2 separate regions of the Homo sapiens genome follow, and region 2 is linked to region 1. Evidence: chromatin contacts called from ENCODE Hi-C or POLR2A ChIA-PET data. All regions are on one chromosome and are shown on one strand. Each heading gives the region's core, a stretch centred on a gene start or an enhancer-like site at or near the end of the contact. The rest is flanking DNA. Distances are from core to core; before and after follow the strand shown. Region 1 overlaps KDM4B (lysine demethylase 4B). Region 2 overlaps KDM4B (lysine demethylase 4B).

Evidence for each region. A loop is a pair of places that touch in the nucleus more often than their neighbours do. ChIA-PET counts read pairs that join two places held with the same protein, here RNA polymerase II (POLR2A). Pooled maps may share reads with other maps.
Region 2: a map of heart right ventricle shows a loop between it and region 1 (2.4-fold over the local background). The contact joins two enhancer-like sites. A Hi-C loop is called at or near these places in 4 of 168 maps with a recorded cell type or tissue (DLD1, heart right ventricle, lower leg skin and 1 more) and 3 of 50 pooled maps. POLR2A ChIA-PET finds 5 or more read pairs at or near these places in 3 of 52 experiments (MCF 10A, OCI-LY7 and WTC11).

What each region holds. Positions count from the first base shown.
Region 1 is chr19:5,059,492-5,062,191 of GRCh38, forward strand. All of the region lies in intron 6 of KDM4B (lysine demethylase 4B), which reads left to right. Among named protein-coding and RNA genes, the nearest start is that of KDM4B, 92 kb to the left of the region's middle. Within about 2 kb of position 1,264, at least 7 of the 41 ENCODE cell types and tissues checked have a DNase peak (open chromatin) inside an H3K27ac peak, as active enhancers do.
Region 2 is chr19:5,103,798-5,106,602 of GRCh38, forward strand. The region is part of intron 9 of KDM4B (lysine demethylase 4B); the gene reads left to right. Among named protein-coding and RNA genes, the nearest start is that of PTPRS-AS1, 73 kb to the right of the region's middle. Within about 2 kb of position 1,439, at least 9 of the 41 ENCODE cell types and tissues checked have a DNase peak (open chromatin) inside an H3K27ac peak, as active enhancers do.

The DNA of each region.
Region 1 (2,700 bases), core at 14-2,513:
AGCCCGGGTCCCCGAGGCCCAGGGAGGGACCCAGCATCCTGCGGCCTCTGCCCGTGGTGGGCACAGGCTGAGACTTAGGTCATAGGAACAGGAGCGCGTAGCCTCATGGCCATCGGCCTGTGTGTGAGACAGTTCAACTCCCGTGCTCTCCAAAGCTAGTCCCATCATTACACGCGCCATTTAGGACGCTCCAGGCCATCTCGGTCACCAGGGGCCTGGCGGTCACCGTGTTTCCTCATGAGGCTCAGTGGGTGCTGTGTGTCTGTGGGTGCCGGTGATGAAATAAATGTAAGCATAGAGGCATCAGAGCATTTTAATAGATGGGAGCCTCCACAGCCTGCAGGTATCCAGACGACGTTCTGCACACAGAGACTCAGACTCCCACCAGGGCCTCACGCCCCACTGCCTCTCCGGGATGCCTGCGTGTGGCTCACTCCCACCACGGGCACATCAGCCCTGGTGCCCAGCTGGCCTTCTGCAGAGCCTGGTGCTGGAGCAGCTTCTCGAATTCTCTGCTGCCTCCTCCCCACAGCCTTCCAGGGCCTCAGAGCTGCTGCCAGGCCAGCACCTCCTTGGGCCCGTGTTGAGGCCCCACGGGGCTGGGCTCATGTGGGAGCTGATCTTGGCCGGGTGATCCCTCACTGCTCTGGACAAAAGGGAGCCATGGGCCGGGCATGGTGGCTCACGCCTGTAATCCCAGCACTTTGGGAGGCCAAGGTGGGCGGATCACCTGAGGTCGGAGTTTGAGACCAGCCTGGCTAATGTGGTGAAACCCCGTCTCTATTAAAAATACAAAAATTAGCCGGGTGTTGTGGTGGGTGCCTGTAGTCCCAGCTACTCGGGAGGCTGAGACAGGAGAATGGCGTGAACCCGGGAGGTGGAGGTTGCAGTGAGCCAAGATTGTCCCATCCAGCCTGGGTGACGGAGGAAGACTCTGTCTCCAAAAAAAAAAAAAAAAAAAAAAAAAAAAAAGGGAGCCATGATTGTTCTCCAGCTGCAGTCCCTGTCTCTTCAGACCCTCTGTGCTCTTAGGAGACTGTCGTTGTTCTCTCCTTTTTAAACCATCCTGTGCCTTTTAACAGAATAAACGGCAAGGGGTCCCCACTGAGGTCGAATAATGCTGGAGGAGGGCCGTGGGTCCAGGCATGGTGGGGGCTGCCTCCTGGTTGTTGATGAGCAGAAATTCAGGCCGGTTTGACGGCAGGCACGTGAGGGAGGTTGCTGTGTGTCAGTGGCCCTGTGTCCCTGGCACTGTGTCCGAACCTGACAGCCGCCGCTGTGTCACTGGGCACCTGCCCTGCGCACCCTCCCCTGTGACGGGCACTCTCACAGCTTTCCTGGCGAGGCTGAGGGAAAAACATGGCAAACAACTCGCACATGACTTTGCGTTTTTGGCCTTGTCATATAATAAAAGTAATTTGTGGGCCTAAAATAAATCAGGGCTGGGGATCAGATGCCTCCAATCTGGCCTTTAATTGCAGGCGTGACATGGCTTGCCTCGGCGAGTCTGCTCCTAATTAAAGTGGGCTGGCGGTGTATGAAGTTCGCACGGATCCTCAGGGTGCTGACCCAGCCCCGGTTCCGGAGGGCCAGTGTGACGACACCTCGTGGCCCAGGAGAGCAGGGCGGGCCACCCATGGCCACCGTGCCAGGAATGGGGTCTTCTGGCTGGCCCTGCGAGAGCCGAGAGCTCTGTCTCCTCCGCCTGCTGCTCCGCTTTGTCGGGCATTCCTGTGGGCGGCTCTCCCCATCCCAGGCTCCCCATCTTCCCTGAGCCGAGGCTCCCAGGACTCTGCTGGTCTCCTGTGTGTCTCAATAAAAGGTCATTATTTGAAATCATTGTCACCACTGGTTTAAGATACCAAATTCCATCATCTCTTGTCCCGTAAAACGATCCATTAAAGATAAAGCCACTGCAGCTCAATAAGGCTGTTTCCTGGGAACAAGCCACCCTGCTCCCTGGCAGATCCTATCTCCCAAGCAAGTATTAGTATCTGCCACATAAAGGAGCCCCTGTGCTGGGGACAAATGAGGGAGGTGGCCTTTCCCCAGGATGAGGCTCCATGAAAGAAGATTTTTCCAGTAGAAACAGGCAGGTTGGCTCATGCCTGTAATTCCAGAGCTTTGGGCAGCTGAGGCCAGAGGATTGCTTGAGCCAGCCACTGGAGCTCGAGAACAGCCTGGGCAACATTGCAAGACTCCATCTCTACAAAAAAAGAAGAAAAAATCAGCTGGGTGTAGGGCGCACACCTGTCATCTTTTAGCTACATGGGAGGCTGAGGAGGGAGTATTGCTTGAGCCTGGGAATTTGAGGCTGCAGCAAAGACCCTGTCTCTTAAAAAAAAAAAACAAAAAACAACAACAAAAAACAACAACAAAAAAAAACAGAAGAAAGAAATAGGGTAGCTTTCCATCAGATATTGGAGGAGTTCTGTCATTGCCTTGGGAGGAGCCGTGCAGCCCAGGCTGGGCTCCATTTCTGCAGCGGTGGCATCTGGGGGAGCAGGGCTGGCCCCGCAGAATGCCAGGGCTGGAGCCTTCCCCATGGGGCCTGCACCTGCTCTGGGACTCCCGTTTCTCCTGTGAGTCTTTGCGAAAGGGTCTCACTCCTCCTCTTCCTGCCCTCTGTCCGGTCCCCTGTAATCTCTCCCTCCCAGCAGGCTGCGGTTGGTGACATCTCCTCTCCCTCTCTCTCAGCCA
Region 2 (2,805 bases), core at 189-2,688, 44 kb after region 1:
GGCCTGGCTTTTGCTCTGTGAGGCTCGCTCCACACCCTGTTCACTTCCTGATCCCCTTCCCCACCCTGCCTTGGTCCTTAAGGAGGTGAAGATGGGGCACGGGGGTGCACGGCCACCTCCTGTAGAACCAGGGCAGGCCAGCCACCTTCTGAGTAGCTTCCGAGCTCCTGAGGCTTGGCCACCCGCACATCATGGGGTGGGTGAGGAGCAGAAGGAGGGGCCCTCCCCACGGCTGCCTGCAGTCTGGCCCTCCCCTTTTTATCTGGGAAAAAGTGTCCTGTGGCTGCTGGGTGGGTGGCAGGGAGGCTGGCCGAATCCCTGGCCAATGAGTCCCGCTGGCAGGACCCCGAGAAGCAGAGGAGCTCGCTCCAGCTGGTGCCCCTCCACCCCGGCAGCAGCAGGACGAGCAGGCGTGCCAGCACAGCTCCTGGGCACCTGCCCCTTTCTGCTCCCGGGTCCCCTGGCTTCTCATATGTGCTTATTTTGTCTCCCAGTTACACTGTGAGCTGCTTCAGGGCAGGGCCCAGCGTTGCACGGTAAAACTACATTAATTCAGACTCATTAATTCAGAGCCTATAATAGTTCAGACATGGGAGACGTGACTCTTTTTGAGCTAAAAGTTGGAAACCGTTTTGCTCTGGGTTTTTATGGCCACAATTGCAGAACCTAATCTAAGATCAGTACCTTTTTTTTTTTTTTCCAGCAACTAAAATCTTGGGAAATTAAAGGTCCTTAAAACATGCTTTCAATTGTGAGCCAGACAGTTCTGAACCCGGCAAAGAGCAGGCACAGGGATGCTCTGTCTTGGAAGGGGGTTTTGTCTGGGAACGCCACTTCCAGGATTCAGACCTCATGTGTGTCCCTCGGGAGCTTCCAAAATAGGACTGCTTTTAGGTGGAGCGTATTGGAACTGATGTCAGTGAGAAAATGGACACCCTCACACCCCCCAAAAATTAGAAACAGAAGACCTCACTCCTCAGGCCGTGCCTCTTCTCTTCCCCAGACCCTGGGCAGGTCTCAGCAAACCCGGGAGAACCAGAGCCTGACTCCAGGTCCCAAAGTTGTCATTTCAGGGACCTGAATTGCTGTTTTCTCCCATGTATGAGTGTCTGGGCTCATTAAGATAACTGGGGCCATCCCAGCCGGAATGTGCAAAGTCCATGGGCTCCGGGAGTTTGGAGCTGGGTCAGGTGGTGAGGCCGGGAGAGTCGCACCCCCTGGGCTCCGTCCGGGCAGCAGGATCCAGGTCCCCATGAGGCTGAGGTGCAAATGGCCCCGCTCCCTGAGCTGCCCCTGAGTTCTGGGGGCAGCGTGCCCACAGTACATGGCTGGCTTGGGCTGATGGTGCAGAGGGCACAGGACCCAGAGCGGGGCAGAGCAGGAGGCCAGGACTCTCCATGCCTGGAGCCGGACTGCTTCCCGGCAGGGGCAGTCAGAGGCCCGGAAGCCGGTAGTGGGGCGCGCGCAGCTGCCACGCTCAGTACAAACTGGGACTGCTGCCCATGTCTGCAACAGACACACCTGCGATTGCTCCCAGAGTGTGCTGAAGCTGGTCTGTGGGACGTGGTGTTCACCCCGATGCTGTTACACTGCGAGTTACACTAGAAAAGTTACTTCATGACTTAAGTCAGGCTTCAGCAAGCTTTTTCTTTTGAGACAGGGTCTCAGTCTGTCGCCCGGGCTGGAGTGCTGTGGCATGATCACAGCTCACTGCAGCCTTGACCGCCTGGGCTCAGGTGATCCTCCCACCTCAGCCTCCCAAGTAGCTAAGACAGTAGGCGTGCACCACCACACTCACCTAATTTTAAAAATAAATTTTTGTGGAGACAGCGTCTTGCTATATTGCCCAGGGTGGTTTTGAACTCCTGGCCTCAAGCGATCCTCCTGCCTCAGCCTCCCAAAGTGCTGGGATTACAGGTGTGAGCCACCATTTGAGCCAGCCCAAACTTATTGTAAAGGACCTGATAGTGACTGTTTGCAGCTTTACAGGCCGTGCATTCCCCATCTTGAATGTTCAGCCCTGCCCTTGTAGCGTGAACACAGCTGTGGATGATACATAAATGAATGGGCCTGGCTATGTGCCAATAAAACTTTATTCACAAAAACAAGTGGCAGGCCAGATGTGGCCCATGGGCCCACCTTAGAGGATATGCCTTCTCAATAAAGAGATTTAGAGAAATAAGTAGCGCAGAAGTGTTTACTCCTACAATTGAAAGAACCACAGTTATTGTTTTGATACATTTCCCTGTCTTGAGAGAGCTCTGCCCATAATTGGGCTCTTGCTATATTCATGACCGTGCATTTTGTGTTTCTTCAGGTAACAGACACATCCTGAGGACGTTTCTGTCATTGAAAGCGTCCTGTAGACCGCATCTTGCCAGCGCACACCTCCCTGTTGTGTGTCGTTTATTTAGTCTGTCCACGATGGTTGAACGGTTTGGTTAGAGTCATTGTGTGTGTGTGTGTGTGCGCGCGCGTGCAAGCGTACTTGTCTTTCAGTACAAAAGCAAAGGACATCTTTGAATTCCTTCCTTCCTTAGGCGAGATCGCTAGCAGGGGGAGATTAGGGATGAGCTTGCCTGGAGTGTGCAAAGATCCACGTTGCACCCGTCATCTGCAGCTTGGAAGAGCTGCTCAGCTCCTCCTTGCATCCTCCTGAGGCCGCCAGGGTCTGCTCCATGCTCACTGGGGGCCGAGTAGGGGCCGTGATGCTGACGCACCCTCCTCCTCTGGGGGATTCCGCAGGACCCAGCAGCCACCCGGCAGCCACCCCTCCCTCTGCTGTCACTAGCTTTGGGCAGCGCG